Linked DNA regions of Homo sapiens: region 1 is linked to region 2. A link is a loop called in an ENCODE intact Hi-C map of the cell type or tissue named here. Cell type or tissue: Caco-2. All regions are shown on one strand. Links, peaks and the distances in the headings refer to the core of each region. The heading gives the core; the rest is flanking DNA.

Region 1 (8,356 bases), core at 38-8,037, 53 kb before region 2:
TTAGCATCGAATTCCTTCATGGCCACGCTCACATTGCAAACATAAGGGAGGACGGAGTTCCCTAACCCCACGCTGCAGCGTGGTTTAGTCTACAACAATTGATGCTTGCTCTGTTCTCTGTTTCTGTTCTCCACCATGGGCAGTGGGTTGTGCAGCTGGGCTCCAGAGGCAGGGCTCAACAAAGCTTCCTGCCCTTTAATGGCAATGCAGCCACATTCATCAAGAAAGGAAAAAGAATTCCAACCTGCAGAGCCAAAAGGTGAGGGCAGCTGAATTCCATGCCTTTTAGCGTCTGCAATCTGTGAACAGGAACCAAGTTGCAAACTGCAGGCATGATCACACCTAGCTGGCTTTGAAACCGCTTTCTATTTCTCATTTCTAAGTAATCTGCATTGAAACACAAAAGCTTTTCTGCTGGTTAGATGGTGAACATTTACTGTCCCTTCATTTGGGGACAATGATTGAGTTTCTCACACACACAAAATGAGGGCTTAAAGTAGGCTCTGGGTAACCCAGAAAAAGTGATCAGCAGGGTTTCATCTTGAAGTAAGAACAGAACCACTCTGCAGAAACCCACAGCACATGTTCTGCATATCCTGATCAGCTTTGTTCATACGGTCAATATTCGATACTCTCAGTCCTCACTGCTGGTCCTTACGTAGGTACCAGAGCTGCTGGAGGGTTAAAACAGGTGTCTTTCCAGCCACAAACAAGATTCTCAGAGGCGATTCTGGGGCACCGGTGTGGAAATGGCTCTATGTGATAGGAACAGAACTCTCAGCACCATGGAACTCCAGGGTGAAGGCTAGACATAGCAAAAAATAAAGATATTCAAGGAGCGAAGACATTGATGAATGTCTCCAAGAAAGAGAATAACAGAGTAATAAAAGGCAAATGGTGCTGTAATATTTAGTCCATGCTTCACGATTGGCATGACTCAATCTGTCTCCATGTGGCTCTGGTTTACACATAAAGTATAACTGGCAAAATAAGGCTGAAAATCCTAGAATTTCTGAAGTAGCGACACAGCTTTCAATTCAAGTCACACATCATTTCTGACACAAAAATAACAGCAGTTGAGTACGTGAGAGGCCTTTCCCTCCAGAAGTGTAGGCTCTGATCCCACAATGTCGTCATTCATATTCCAGTCCAGAAGGACAGACCTTCTCCCAGCACTTTCAGCTAGATCTGCTGGCTTCTTTTATGGTTCTAAACTTACCCAATATGGAAAGCAGAATGCTGGTCCCTGAAAGATGTCTGCATCCTAGTCCCCTCAACCTGTGACTACATCAGGTTACATGGAAAAGGGGGAGTCAAGATTGCCAGTCAGCTGACCTTGAAATAGGGAGATTTTTCTGGAGGATCAGGGAGGCTCAATGTCCTTAAAGTGTCCTTAAAAGTGGACATGGGAGGGTTAGGGATGTGAGCATGGAAGCAGGGTCAAAGGGAAGCTATCTTGCTGGGTTTGAAGATGGAGGAAGAGGACAGCAAACCAAGAAATGTTGATGACCTCTAGAAGTTGGGGGAAAAAAAAAAAAAAGAAAAGATTCTCCCTAGGGCCTCCAGAAAAGAATGCATACCTGCTGGTGACCCCTTATGTCAGACCAGAGACTTTCAGTCTACAGACTCTAAAATTTAAGAGAGTAAATCTGTGTTGTTTTAAGTCACTGAATTTGTCCTAATTTATTACAGCAGCAACAGGAAACTAATATGTACTATCAGGAAGCAGAGACAGCCTCGCTCAGGAACAAAACTGCAGCTCCAAGACAGAACAGTGCCTGGGTTTCTTTGGCAATAAAAGGTAATCATTTATTTATTTATTTTTCTAGCTAAACTTGAGCATCCAGCCAAGTGCTAATCTGTAGAAAAGATGAGAAAAAATGGCACAGTGTCTTCCAAATGTGTGTGTGTGTGTGTAGGGGGTGTACAGCTGAGAAGCTAATCTTCTTTTTACCTCCCAGTTTTGCTACAGAGGAATGTAGCCTTATTTTTAGAAACTCAATCCCTTTCTAGTGGACCTGCATTAATATGATCTTAAAATCTGCTTTTTCAGTTTCTCCTTCTTTTTTCTTCAAAACATCCCTGTGTGCTTTGAATGTTTGGATAATCTCCTGAGACAATCTAAAGCTAGAGAATTTTAGTTCCCAAATCATGCGGATTTTTGTATTATGACCTCAGCATGGCTCAGAGAGGATATGGTAATATTTAAGACAGTACAACAACAAAATTCTTCCAGGGTAGCTCCTGAATTAGAAGGTGAGAAATTGAATTAGAATGTTAGAACTTGGAAGAGCTAATGTAAGAGTATGAATAGATTTTCCATGCAATTGTGCACCTTGCTGTTTGCCTTTTTGTATGTTAGGTTTGCTTTAATTGGAGAAAGAAATGCAAGAGATCTTCTGAGTCAGTTAATATACTGTGGACCAGGGACCCTTTTATAGGAAGATTTTCAGAATTCATTTAAAGTAAGGACATAACTCCTTGCTTAAAGATAAATTAGGATGTGTCCAGCCTTATTTTAATCCCTTTGCCCTAAATAACCAGGAAATCTTACTTCTCTACCAAGAACAAATAATGATCCACTAGGTGAGATGAGTGCGGAGAACCCTCCAAAACTCAGTTGTAGAGTTCTGATTACATCAGGAGTACAAGCAAGAGGAGGGACGCTTTGACCCACTGAAGATAAGTAAAAATATGACAGAAACACTTACCCTCATGTCTCCATTCATAGTTTTTGGTGTGTGATTAAACGCATGTGCAGGATCCTTGTTGTACACTTTGAGGAGTGATCTGTCTTGAATGTTCCTGGAATCAAAAACATCGATAACTATGGCAGATGAAAGAAGCCTGACTTTGGCCATTTCCTTAGCCTGCCCTTAAAGATCAGGTAAAAAACATGAACAGACAATCCAAAGGCTATCTACAGTACGCCAGTCAAAAGCTATGTGACCATAAAATAGGCAATTATAAATACGGAAAAGAAGAAGAAAAATGACTTCAGCTTTTCTCTCCTTTTCTTGTTCCCCAAGAAAGTATTATTCCTCCAGTATAGTTCCCCACCCATAAATGTTGGGTGGCACGAACTTTCTTTCAAGATTCCGAGTATGGAAACTAAGGCTTTAAAAAAAAAAATAAAGTTCCAATATTTACAATACATTCAAAGAGATTTGGTTGATATTTAAATATTTAATTGTTTACTTTTCCCAAACACCTGGTTTGCTGCTTATCTAATGAATGTACATGAAAGAAGATTTTTTTCTTTTTCTTTTTTTTTTTTTTTTTTTGCCTTCAAACACTTTCGGCAACTGAAAGAAAAGGTATCTGGAGTCCAGAAAAAAAAAAAAAAACAGTACCAAAAAGATCTAATATCTTTACCATGCCTTTTTTCCTTCCATAGTGGGTTAGAAAATTAGTTTTTCTATATACAAATCGAATTGCTGGATGTGAAGAAATAGCAGCAGATAAATTCTTCTTTTTTCTCTGAACCCGGCTCTTAGAGCCAAGGTGTCATAACGTAGCAAAAGACAGGATCAGAGCCTACCTTAAAATTATCGAAGAGCACATGAATATCTATGAAGTCTCTCTCCCTCCATGTTCAGCTTTCATCAGCAGAAGGGCCACCCAAGGCCCTTTTGGCTCTGTCTACACTGTGATCCCTTCCAATGCCGGCTGGGCTAGCTCAGAGAAATGTGGGCAGGAGGAAGAATTCCTCTCTTCCAGGTGCAGCCTCATTTAGTGGGCTGACCCAATCACTGGGATTACTGGCTTGTGTTTCTGTTTTAACTGAAGTGGAGGATTCTTGGACTAGTCTTCTCTTTCTCCTTTAAATATCCGCCAGTAATTGCTTTGAAGCAATGACTAGCCCAAGCTTGCACGGTTGCTCCAGTAGCTTGTTAGAAGTCGGCTTGAGGGGGAACCAGCAGCCCTGTTATTAAAGGGGGCTGGGTGAATATGAAGGGGAGACTCACAGAGGTAAGGATGTGGGGTTTCACTAAAGGAGCTCCCCATTTGGCCAGAGGAAGGAGTCACAGGCGAGGACGTGAAAAACTAGAAAACCTCACGGGAGCCATGAAAAAGACTAACTGTGATTCTGGAGGTATTTAAAATGCATGAGGTTGGTTTATCATGACTTTAGAAACATATTCATCTGAGATGAACCAACAGTAAAGGCCGGGGTTGCATTTACTGTGGCAACATTTACAACACAATATTCTGACCTGAACTCTCCATAGCATTTCCCTAAGGAAAATATGAGGAGCCTAACACAATGATGAGATAGGCAACTGTTTAGCAAATATGCTCACGCTTCAGAAACACTGAAGGAAGTGCAGTGAAATTTGTCTCTGAACTTAGAAGATTAAAGTCACTGTCTCCAGTTGAAATCTACATGATACTTTTCTTTTGTCTTTTTTTTTTTTTTTTTTTTTTTTTTTGAGACGGAGTCTCACTCTGTCGCCCAGGCTGGAGTGCAGTGGCACCGTCTCGGCTCACTGTGAGTTCCGCTTCCCGGGTTCACAGCATTCTCCTGCCTTAGCCTCCCCAGCAGCTGGGACTACAGGTGCCCGCCACCACGCCCGGCTAATTTTTTGTATTTTCCGTAGAGACGGGTTTTCACTGTGTTAACCAGGATGGTCTCGATCTCCTGACCTCGTGATCCGCCCACCTTGGCCTCCCAAAGTGCTGGGATTACAGGCGTGAGCCACAGCGCCCAGCCTTTTTTTTTTTTGTCTTATATAATGCTGGTGGTGAAAATTTCTTCTACCATTCAAATAAAATATAATCAAGGCATTTAATGCATAAAATCAAGAAATAGAATAATTCTTTGGAAGCGACATGCATGTGCTCACATAGCATAAACATTACTGTCATCACCAAATAAAACATTGTCTACATTTGAACATTTTTAGGTTCTTTTTTTTATTTAAATCAAAGTAACTGAAAAGTAAAATTACAGACAAATTTATAAATCGGTGATCTTTCCACTTAAATATTTTAAATGAGAGTTTTTTAAAAATAACTTTAGGCTATCAAGCTGGGAGCAGTGGGTCACGCTTATAATCCCAGCACTTTGGGAGGCCGAGGTGGGCAGATCACTTGAGGTCAGGAGTTCGAGACAAACCTGGCCAACATGGTGAAACCCCATCTCTACTAAAAATACAAAAATTAGCCTGGCGTGGTGGCGCACACCTGTAGTCCCAGCTACTCGGGAGGCTGAGGCATGAGAATTACTTGAACCCAGGAGGTGGTGGCTGCAGTGAACTGAGATCATGCCACTGCACTCCAACCTGGGCGACCGAGTGAAATTCTGTCTCAAAAAAAAAAAAAGTTAGGCTATCCATACTACAACTTACGGATCAACAAGATCATCATTTTCACAAATATCAACATATTGACTGATGGTTTCATTTATGTTATCAACTAGATTTCCATTAAGGAGAATCATGACCTTTTCTTCTTTTTCCTCCCTCTCATTTCTTTTATTTTGTGACTACTTCTCGACTTTCCCAAACAATGTAAAAAAGAAGGCAAAGTAGCCATACTTTGAAGCTTGAGAAAAGCTCTAGAAAATGGTGACTCATTGTAATATAAAAATCCTTGCACAGGCTGCAAGACAGTGAGGCCCAATTACTCATAATAACCTCATCAGCCTTGAGCTCCATAATCAAGTGTGGCTTCCCTAAGTTGCATGTTTACTTGCTATTACTGTGTCCTTCAATTCCTCTAATTGCAAAGGCAGAAATGTAAGATGATTGTTGTAACTGGCAGCTCCATGTAAAAACAGTATGTGGGATTATATTACTACAAACATTGTCTTTAAATATAATGTGATTATTTCATGTTTCAAGTTTACGCTTTGTGAATGCAAAAAATTTCTTTTGGTGACAGCTTGATTAATAATTTAGTTTAAAAACAAACATGAATTTTTGGGTACCCATGAATATTTAAACACATTTTTAAAAAGCTGTAAGGTTGTGAAACAGATGTAGTATCTATACCTTGAGGCATGTGTCAAACTTTGAAAGTTCTAAATTACTCATACACCTGGGCACATGCCTAAATATGTCATTTGTGATCATTGGTAGATACAGATCAGTTTACATTTATTATGCACTAGAGGCATATTTTTTAAAAGTGGTACCCATTAATTCCATGATGAAGAAACAGGGCAACTTGCTATTCCCCCCAGGGTGTGGACTCAGAAACCCCAAGTTCTGCCTCCAGTGATTTGGTGAGGGAACATTCGAAGAAATCAAAAAGTTCTTGACCAAGAAGTGTGAACAGCCATATTTGGGGCAGAGCTTGGTACTTAGCTGGCTGTGTGCTTTTGAATAAGTCCCTCAAATTTTATGCGTCTGAGTTTCTGGTTCCATAAAATGAAATGGCTGGATTAGTCACTAAATAATCTGTGGAGTTCTAAAATGTTTAGAGACCATACTAGCAACTGATTGCTTGTGTTGATCTAAGTCCTGTTTTCCAGGTTGTTTGGTTGGAACAGATCAAATGAGTTCTTTCTACTGTATACATGACACCAAAATGACAATAAAGATGCTTTTGAGCCAGGTGTGGTGGCCCACGCCTATAATCCCAACCATTTGGGAGTCCGAGACTAGAGGATTGCTTGCCTCAGGAGTTTCAGACCAGCCTGGGTAACATAGGGAGATTCTGTCTCTACAAAAGATTAAAAATTAGCCAGATATGGTGGCATGTGCCGGTAGTGCCAGCTACTCGGAAGGCAGAGGTGGGAGGATCATTTGAGCCCAGAAGGTCGAGGCTGCACTGAGACATGATCATGCCACTGAGGTCCAGCCTGGGTGACAGAGCAAGACCCTGTCTTCAAAAAAAGAGAGATGAGGCCAGGCATGGTGGCTCACACCTGTAATCCTAGCACTTTGGGAGGCCGAGGCAGGTAGATGACCTGAGGTCAGGAGTTTGAGACCAGCCTGACCCACGTGGTAAAACCCCGTACCTACTAAAAATAGAAAAAAATTAGCTGGGCCTGGTGGTGGGCGCCTGTAATCCCAGCTACTTGGGAGGCTGAGGCAGGAGAATCGCTTGAACCCAGGAGGCGGAGGTTACAGTAAACGGAGATCGCACCATTGTACTCCAGCCTGGGCGAAAGAGCAAGACTGTCTCATAAAAAAAAAAAAAAAAAAAAAAAAAAAAAGAGAGAGAGAGAGAGAGGGAGAGAGAGATGCTTTTGTTTCTAACTGACTCTCAATCCCATCAATAGCAGGAGTCCATTTAGCTTAATTTTGGAGGATATTCAACTGGGGGCCCTGGGGAAAGGCCACCTGGAAAGTAAGATCTTTGGGTAAAGGACAACTCTTTAAGAAATGAATGGAAAGTGAAGATGCTTCTCAGTCTCTTTTCTTATGGAAAATAATACAGAGCCCACTGCTTTTATTCTAACTTGTTATGTGTAAATAACGACCCAGTGGGATCATTACCTAAAATGTCCACAGGGTCTTTCTATGGAGGAAAGAACACTTGAGGGGGAATTGGGAAAGTTCCAATATGAATGAAGTACTGCCTACAACTCTTAAGACCTCGATCAGGTCTCTCCGCTACCTTTTTGGGCCTTAGTTTCCCTAACCCTTAGATAAAATGGTGGACTGAATCATTTCTAATGTTCTTTTCAGATGTAGCATTCAAAAATCTGTGGCGGAGAAATTTGTCCTCGTTTTTATAAGCTATACCCTGTAAATGAATTGTAGAAAACCAGATAGTGAAATCATCTGACTGGGTGAAATAAGCCCAACCAATCAGGATAATGAATCTGCTTTCTTCACTAGGATATAAAGAAATTAGAATTTGGTATAAACTCTATGAAAGGGATATGATGGACCAAACAAAAAACAAAAAACAAAAAACAAAAAACAAAAAAACACTCTAAATGCAATATAGTGGGTAAAAAAAAACCCCTCAAAAACAAAAAAACAAAAAACAAAAAAAACTCTAAGGCAAAATGGCAGGCAAAAAATGATGTCACAACTTACCTTACATCATTTAATTCATAATAGACATTTCTGCTTTCATCTTTGATGTAAATGGCGACACTGGGCGATTCCAGCATTTTCATGGTGAGCTGCTGTGGAAAGGCACTTACGAAGAGAGCACGGATTGTGTCTGCACTTGTGATTTCATTCGGCATCCTGAGCTGCTTGGTTTCATCTCCATACTGGAGATAGAGAACCCCTGCACACAAAGGAAACAGTTATTAGTCACAGGTCAAGACTCAGGGGACACACAGCACAAGCTGAGCCACTTCTTTCCTGCTGCACTTAGGAACGTTCAGGACAAGCTTGGCAAGCATGTAACAAGAGATCTAGGTTTGGAATTTCCAAGGAATGCACTG
Region 2 (8,356 bases), core at 226-8,225:
GCTTGTTGAAGAGTTTGATTTTTTCTTGTAAATTTGTTTAAGTTCTTTGTAGATTCTGGATATTAGCCCTTTGTCAGGTGGGTAGATTGTAAAAATTTTCTCCCATTCTGTAGGTTGCCTGTTCACTCTGATGGTAGTTTCTTTTGCTGTACAGAAGCTCTTTAGTTTAATTAGATCCCATTTGTCAATTTTGGCTTTTGTTGCCATTGCTTTTGGTGTTTTAGTCATGAAGTCTTTGCCCATGCCTCTGTCCTGAATGGTATTGCCTAGGTTTTCTTCTAGGGTTTTTGCGGTTTTAGGTCTAACATTTAAGCCTTTAATTCATCTTGAATTAATTTTTGTATAAGCTGTAAGGAAGGGATCCAGTTTCAGCTTTCCACATATGGCTAGCCAGTTTTCCCGGCACCATTTATTAAATAAATAGGGAATCCTTTCCCCATTGCTTGTTTTTGTCAGGTTTGTCAAAGATCAGACAGTTGTAGATGTGTGGTATTATTTCTGAGGGCTCTGTTCTGTTCCATTGGTCTGTATCTCTGTTTTGGTACCAGTACCATGCTGTTTTGGTTACTGTAGCCTTGTAGTATAGTTTGAAGTCAGGTAGTGTGATGCCTCCAGCTTTGTTCTTTTGGCTTAGGATTGTCTTGGCTATACAGCCTCTTTTTTGGTTCCATATGAACTTTAAAGTAGTCTTTTCCAATTCTGTGAAGAAAGTCATTGGTAGCTTGATGGGGATGGCATTGAATCTATAAATTACCTTGGGCAGTATGGCCATTTTCACAATATTGACTCTTCCTATCCATGAGCATGGAATGTTCTTCCATTTGTTTGTGTCCTCTTTTATTTCGTTGAGAAGTGGTTTGTAGTTCTCCTTGAAGAGGTCCTTCACATCCCTTGTAAGTTGGATTCCTAGGTATTTTATTCTCTTTGAAGCAATTGTGAATGGGAGTTCACTCATGATTTGGCTCTCTGTTTGTCTGTTATTGGTGTATAGGAATGCTTGTGATTTTTGCACATTGATTTTGTATCCTGAGACTTTGCTGAAGTTGCTTATCAGCTTAAGGAGATTTTGGGCTGAGACAACGGGGGTTTTTAAATATACAGTCATGTCACCTGCAAACAGGGAGAATTTGACTTCCTCTTTTCCTAATTGAATACCCTTTATTTCTTTCTCTTGCCTGATTGCCCTGGCCAGAACTTCCAACACTATGTTGAATAGGAGTAGTGAGAAAGGGCATCCCTGTCTTCTACCAGTTTTCAAAGGGAATGCTTCCAGTTTTTGCCCATTCAGTATGATATTGGCTGTGGGTTTGTCATAAGTAGCTCTTATTATTTTGAGATATGTCCCATCAATACCTAGTTTATTGAAAGTTTTTAGCATGAAGGCTGTTTAATCTTGTCGAAGGCCTTTTCTGCATCTATTGAGATAATCATGTGGTTTTTGTCTTTGGTTCTGTTTATATGATGGATTATGTTTATTGATTTGCGTAAGTTGAACCAGCCTTGCATCCCAGGGATGAAGCCAACTTGATTTTGGTGGATAAGCCTTTTGATGTGCTGCTGGATTCAGTTTGCCAGAATTTTACTGAGAATTTTTGCATCAATGTTCATCAGGGATATTGGTCTAAAATTCTCTTTTTTTGTTGTGTGTCTGCCTGCTCTGACATTTTCTATGCTAGCAGCCTAAGAGCCTGACCATGAACTTATTGACCTGCTATGAAACTCCCTTCTGCGAATTTTTGTTTTTACAGTATTACTTTTCAATAACTACAAGGTCTTAGAAAAAACAAATTTCATAAATGTTTCACTTACTCTACAGAGCAATACTTCTTTTCATTTGTTTAAAATTCTTTTATCTTTTGGGCCAGGTGCAGTGGCCCATGCCTGTAATCCCAGCATTTTAAGAGGCCAATGTGGGAGGATCACTTGAGGCCAGGTGTTTGAGACCAGCAGAAAACACAGCAAGACCCCATTTCTAAAAAAAAATAAAAACAGAAAAATTAGCTGGGCATGGTGGTGTGCACTTGTAGTCCCAGCTACTCAGGAGGATGAGGTGGGAGGATTGCTTGAGTCAGGGACTTCAAGGCTGCAGTGAGCTATGTTTGTGCCACTGTACTCCAGCCTGGGCAACAGAGAAAGACCCTGTCTCTAAATAAATAAATAAATAAATAAATAAAATAGATTTATTTTTGAATATTCAAGAAATAACTGTTCACATTCAGACAGTCTCACATTAGTCTTACAGTTGTTGCCCCCTCTTTGTTTTCATCTTTAGAGACAGACAATTCATCAATTCCTTTGCCCTGATTTCCTACTCAGCCTTGCATGTACACAGGATGGAAGATTCTGGCAATTATGAGCCTTCTTTTCCTTAAATTCCCATAGGGAATGATAAGCATCAAAGTTAATCATGTTGGAATAAAAGAACAGCCACACAGATATTCAATAATTCGTCCCCCTGAGGAACTTCTCCCTCTAACCAGTCTAAAATCCTCCTATGCCACTTAAGATCATTTTTGCTTTTTCAGTCTGAGTGTTTCAGAGGCAGTTTGTTGCAGAAATGGGAACTCCTCTGGCTGCCGGGCTGGTCAGTGAGGTCTCTTTTCTAAAGCTATGCATTCAGAATATGGTCAACAAAGGAATCTGTCTGCATCAAGAAGTTGCTGCTGTTGTTCCTGTTTTCACATGAGTCTTATTTTCAAATTCCTGAGGGCTCACAGAAGAGTGGGAACATCTTGTGGCTACCCTTTCCCCGAAGGCCGACTACGCAGTGGCCAGACACCAACCCCCGCCCATGGTCACATTCCAGACAGGCATTTCTAAGACAGCACCATGATTAAAAGGAAACTACTCCATCATTAAGACTCCAGACCTAATATCAGCCCGACCATTTTTCATGGAAATTATTTCTGCAACCAAATTCTATTGGAAGGCGGTTTTCACTTTACTTTTTAGTCTTCCTTTCTCCTGGTCTTCTCTATTTTCACTGAAGAGAGAGTAAAGGAGAAGTGGCATAAATTCCACTGAAAAGAATTTCAGCTGGGCTCTGGATGAGAGGAAAGGGCAGGGAACCCATCACTCTGTGGAAGTACAGATTTAGACACGATAGGTTGTTGGAACCTGGCGTTGGGATAAGTCAGTGCTGCTGAACCCATCAATTTCTTTCTTTACCTTTCTTCTTTGTAAATTTCTAGGCTCTAAGCCTCAGAAAGGACTTGTGTGTTGCTGTCACTTGGCTCTGTCTGAATGTCAAAATGCTTCTCCCAAATGAGAAGTAGACACCTTGCATCCCAGGACAGCACCCGAGGGAGACCATTACACAGACACCAGTGATGTCTAAGACGGGTCCAAAACACAGCTACTGTTCCCCACACTTTCTCTTGCATGTCTTTTAACACCATTTGCGAAATGCACCATGCTCAGCCTTCCTGCATTTCTCCCAGCCCCCAAATACACTGAAGCAATAGAAATGAGGACTTATTCAAGTGGAGAAACTAAGAGGCAGGCAGGTTTATCTCCAGGCACAGGCAGACTGAAGTGAGGGAAGGCTTCCTCTCCTCTCAGGAGCCGGAGTGGTGTGAGGATTCCATCTTGTCCTGGCTCCACCCTCAAGTTGCCTAGCCCTCCCCTTTCTGTGCTGCCTGAGCTGGGGAAGGACTCCAGTGACAAACTGTGGCACCACGTGCCAGTGTACAGGCCGGGAACTGGGCTTTCCTCACTCTCCTTACTCCAGGCCCCGTGGCTGGGGGCTGGCAGTAACAGTGTCTGATGCTCCTGGGGTTACATGAGGGGCCAGCACTGGGGTGAGGTCAACAAGACGCATACCTCCAGTGCAAAATTTAAGGGTCTCCCAAAAGCTCAGTGATCATGATAAATAATGTCTTTGTGCAATACTTTTAAAAAGCAGGTGGGTGTGGTGGCTCACGCCAGTAATCCCAGCACTTTAGGAGGCCAAGGCAGGCGGATCACGAGGTCAGGAGATCGAGACCATCCTGGCTAACATGGTGAAACCTGGTCTCTACTAAAAATACTAAAAAATTAGCCAGGCATGGTGGCAGGCACCTGCGTCCCAGCTACTCAGGAGGCTGAGGCAGGAGAATGGCGTGAACCCGGGAGACAGAGATTGCGGTGAGCCGAGATCGTTCCACTGCACTCCAGCCTGGGCGACACTGAGCCAGCTGGGTTGATGTTGCCCTTGACAGCCTCTTTGTCCAAATCCATGGAATGTACAACAGCAAGAGTGAACCCCAGTGTAAACTATGGACTCTGGGTGATATCAATGTGTCGGTCTCATTTCATTGATCGTAACAAACGTACCACTCTAGTAGGGTATGCTGATCATGGGGGAGGCTGTTCATGCGTGGAGGCCAAGGGTGTATGGGAACTGTCTGTACTTTCTGCTCGATCTTGTTACAAACCTAAAAAATTGCTCCTAAAAAATAAAATGATAAAAAAAATTCATGATAAACCATCAAAATTTTAAATAAAGGCAAGATCAACAGGGCTTCATGAGAGAACTTAAAACTCTATGGATTGAGATAAAGTGACAACATACAGATGCCAAAAGACACCCAGGGCTTCCAGATGGCATCAACAGCGGGTTTCCAGGGGGGTTACAGCTCAAAGTATCCAGTCGGCATATCTGAGGCCCCATGGAGTTGCAGCTGTGCTTCTGGGCCACCCAGGTGCTGGTAGACACCCTGCTCATGGCCGGGGCTCTCTGGGGAGCACTGTTTATCCCAGGAACCCGTGCGTCTGTGTGTTAAATAAGGCCAGGCAGGCGGGGAGTTTCCCAAAGACTAAGCTGAGCAAGGCCCCTGGGAGGGAGACTGCATTTGCACTTGCTGTGAGTCACATTTTCCTTTTTATTTCCCGTCCAGGCTCAACTGGATTACGCCATAAGGGCCAGGTGCGGCTGGGGGGACATTCCCCAATCGGCCACAAAGAGGCGGTCAAGGGCAACATCAACCCAGCTGGCCCAGTGCCAGCCTCATTTTCTGGAACCAGAGCTTCCCTTGGCTTTGGCAAGAAACTTCTCATTTCTCTCCTCTCCTCTTACTGTGTTCCTTTGTTTCTATCCAGGAGTAGTGAAAAATGGCAGGCCAAAAAGCCCCTCACAGGGAGGGCAGAATAAACAGGTCAGATGCATTTTTCAGCCTGCTGTGACAGCACACCGGCACTCTACAGCAAAGGATGCTGAGTAAAATGGAGCAATTTGCAGAAGCGTGGCCACCCCGTGCGAAAACACCCGCCACCCTCAGCCATTCCTTGGGCAAGCCGGCCCCAGCTCCTGCAGCCTCTCTGCCCCAAGGCTTGGTTCCTGAACCCAGCAAGTCTCAACCTGCACTGCCAACCGTTCTTGGCTGCAGAGGAAATTCCTTCCTTTAAGACAAAAGATCCATTATCCGACAGAGTCAAAGTTCCCCCAGGTATGGGGGAAGGCGGACAGGCATTTATTCTTATCTTCGTTTTGGTTTGCAGAGCTGAGGTTATCTTTACAGAGACCTGAGCTCATTTCCTCCAAGCACAAAGGAGAAATCCCATTCCTTGCCTGGCTCCTAAGTGTGAGTGGAGTTAAGAAAGCACAAGTTTCAGGCCAGACATGCTGGCTCATGCCTATAATCCCAGCATTTTGTGAGGTTAAGGTGGGAGGATTACTTGAGTCCAGGAATTCCAGACCAGCCTGGGCAACATAGTGAGACCCCATCTCTACAAAAAATAAAAAATTAGCCAGGCGCCTGGGTGCGTGCCTGTAGTCCCATCTACTCTGAAGGCTGAGATGGGAGGATCCCTTGAACGTGGGAAGTCGAGGCTGTAGTGAATCATGATCATGCCATTGCACTCCAGCCTGGGTGACAGAGCAAAACTCTGTCTCAAGAAAAAAAAAAAAAAAAAAGAAAAGAAAAACCACAAATTTCTTGAATCCACACAGAAAGCCCCAGCCTGGTGACGGTGTGGAAGCCTGTGTCATCTTGACACTGTCTTGGCCCATGATGCTCCTTGGGTGTGTCCCTCCCCTGTGTGTCCTTGTCCCTTCATTTGTAAGATCATGTTAATGGGAACTGGAGCCCTGGACTTCCCACTGCTGCCACTTAATTAAGTGTGTGAGCTCAAACAAGCAAACACACACATAAACAAAAAGCACATTTTCTGTGGTCTTCTCTCATTTATACAATGAGGATCCTAGATTACTAACCTAAGATCAAATTTTAATTTGATCTTAATTTGATCAAAATTTAATTTGACACAAAATTTAATGTTAAATATTAATATTGATAATACAAATAATAACAAAGTTGTAGGGTTTTTTTTTAGGACAGCTAGGACAATGTCTGAATTCAGTCTGCTTGGGTCATTATCTGCAGCAAAGGAACTAAAATCAGGGTACCTTCTCTCACATCAATCTTTTTCTTTCTTCTCCCAGCAAGGCATTTGCTCAGTTTTACATGGCAGAGTTCAGCTGTCTTTTGCACGTGCTAGACTCTGAAGGCTTTTGCATGTTGACTCTTTTCCTGTCCCCTCTTATCCCCAAGCCCATCTGTTTGCAAACACAAGTACCCAAATCAGAACCTTAACATGGCAATGAAGCATAAGAAACATCTGCCCCCTTGACAGAGAGGTCTAAATCCTCACGACTTGTCCATTTTGTTAAAGCGCCAAAAAAAGCAATTAAAAAAGCAAAGCAAGATAGAAAGTAAACTTCCAATACAAAAAAAAAAAAAAGGAAATGATACGTGGTAAAATCATAAAAAGAATCCTTCTGCCTTTCAGAAAAGCTGTGCCCTACACACACCAAGCCCCTCTATCCTTTCACGTGGTAGTGGGAACAGCCTCGTGTTTATGGTTCTTATGAACAGTCATGCAGATGTTAGCCACATTGTCCCTTTTTGTCATCTCCTCCACTGGACTACCAGACAGGTGCAGCAGGGCTGGTGGAAACCCACACCACTGGGTACAAATGCCAACTGTCCTGGCCTCTGGGACTGGAGAGGAGGGTTGCAAGGTGAGAAGAGGATCATTCTACGGTCAGTTCCTCACAATTTCCTATAGAGCACTGGTCCCTAATTTTTTTTGGCACCAGGGACTGGTTTCATGAAAGACAGTTTTTCCATGGATGGCAGATGGTTTCGGAATGAAACTGCTCCATCTCGGATCATCAGGCATTAGTTAGATTCTCATAAGGAGCATGCAACCTAGATCCCTCACTCATGCAGTTCATAATAGGGTTCAGCTCCTATGAGAAGCGGATGCCACAGCTGATCTGACAGGAGGCGGAGCTCAGGCGGTAATGCTTGCTCATCCTCTGCTCACCTCTTGCTGTGTGGTCTGTTTCCTAACAGGCCACAGACTGGTACTGGTCCATGGCCTGGGGACTGGGGACTCCTGCTGTATAGTAGCAGGAACATAGGTAAAATACTACTAGCCTCTTGGCTTGAATTGCTAATCCCAACCACTTCTGAAAGTGCCCAGCCTCAAAATCAGCTTGCACTTGACCTGATTACCCAGCAGGCAAATCCTCAATGCTTGATATTAAACCAATGAAGTTTCCCAGTACTAGAGTATTTGCAAATCAAGATCAAATTAATGTTGAATGAAAGAGTATAGGTTCAGTAGTATAACAACAAACGCATTCAGTAAGAAAGGGGCATCAGAAACTGCCTTCTAAAGCTTACCCAGAGATCTTTCTTTCGTCTGGTTGGTTGACCTCACCACAGGAAGGCTCGCACGAGTCCGGCTGCCTCTGGAAAAAGGGGTTGGAGCATCCCCCTCAGACATGGCTTCCAAAGAATCAGCGGACGTCTCTGATAAATGCTCGACCGGGTCACCCAGACTGGGTGGTTGAGGACTGTGAGACAGTTTGGGGCTCCTTGTCTGCAAAAGGCATTTTAAAGAAAGTGGGAAAATAGACTATTATTAATCGTGTGGAAAATATGTCCAATGCCATTTCTATTAATCTGGAAAAATAATATGGCAAGGGGTAACAGTCCATCACAAGGGTTAGATAGGGAAAACTAAAGACCCAGTGGGTCAAAGTATCAGTTGTGAAAATTACCGGAAAATAACATTGCCCTTAAGTGTTCCATTGTATTTATTTATTTATTTATTTATTTATTTATTTATTTATTGCCAGAGTGCAGTGGTGTGAGATCGGCTCACTACAACCTCCACCTCCGGTTTTCAAGCAATTCTTGTGCCTCAGCCTCCTGAATAACTGGGACTACAGGTGTGCCCCAACATGCCTGGCTAGTTTTTGTGTTTTTTAGCAGAGATGGGGTTTCACCATGATGGCCAGGCTTTGAGTACTTTGAGTACTCTTGAACTCCTGACCTCAGGTGATCCGCCTGCCTCGGCCTCCCAA

The links. Hi-C counts contacts between places; a loop is a spot of excess contacts. Peaks named below come from ENCODE experiments on the same cell type or tissue, not always from the same donor. Only the 100,000 strongest peaks of a DNase experiment are listed, where the experiment ranks them.
Region 1: a loop joins it to region 2, with 4 times the contacts of the local background. A loop is called at or near these places in 7 of 110 quality-filtered maps.

What each region holds. Positions count from the first base shown.
Region 1 is chr10:24,432,835-24,441,190 of GRCh38, reverse strand. KIAA1217 reads right to left here. Exons shown (of 21, transcript NM_019590.5): 4 at 7,998-8,196; 5 at 2,712-2,805. It overlaps LOC124902395 (a long non-coding RNA gene), which reads left to right and starts at 1,725. Exons shown (of 2, transcript XR_007062090.1): 1 at 1,725-1,801. RefSeq lists enhancers at 348-397, 7,070-7,746, 8,092-8,356, 7,584-8,356. In Caco-2, for the core only: no CTCF peak of the experiment used is centred there; a DNase peak (open chromatin) is centred at 3,680; H3K4me3 peaks cover 1,874 bases.
Region 2 is chr10:24,380,382-24,388,737 of GRCh38, reverse strand. It overlaps KIAA1217, which reads right to left. Exons shown (of 21, transcript NM_019590.5): 3 at 7,671-7,869. Among named protein-coding and RNA genes, the nearest start is that of MIR603, 110 kb to the right of the region's middle. RefSeq lists enhancers at 5,004-5,163, 5,314-5,393, 4,491-5,690 and a silencer at 7,599-7,795. In Caco-2, for the core only: a CTCF peak has its summit at 4,961; DNase peaks (open chromatin) are centred at 4,887 and 5,487.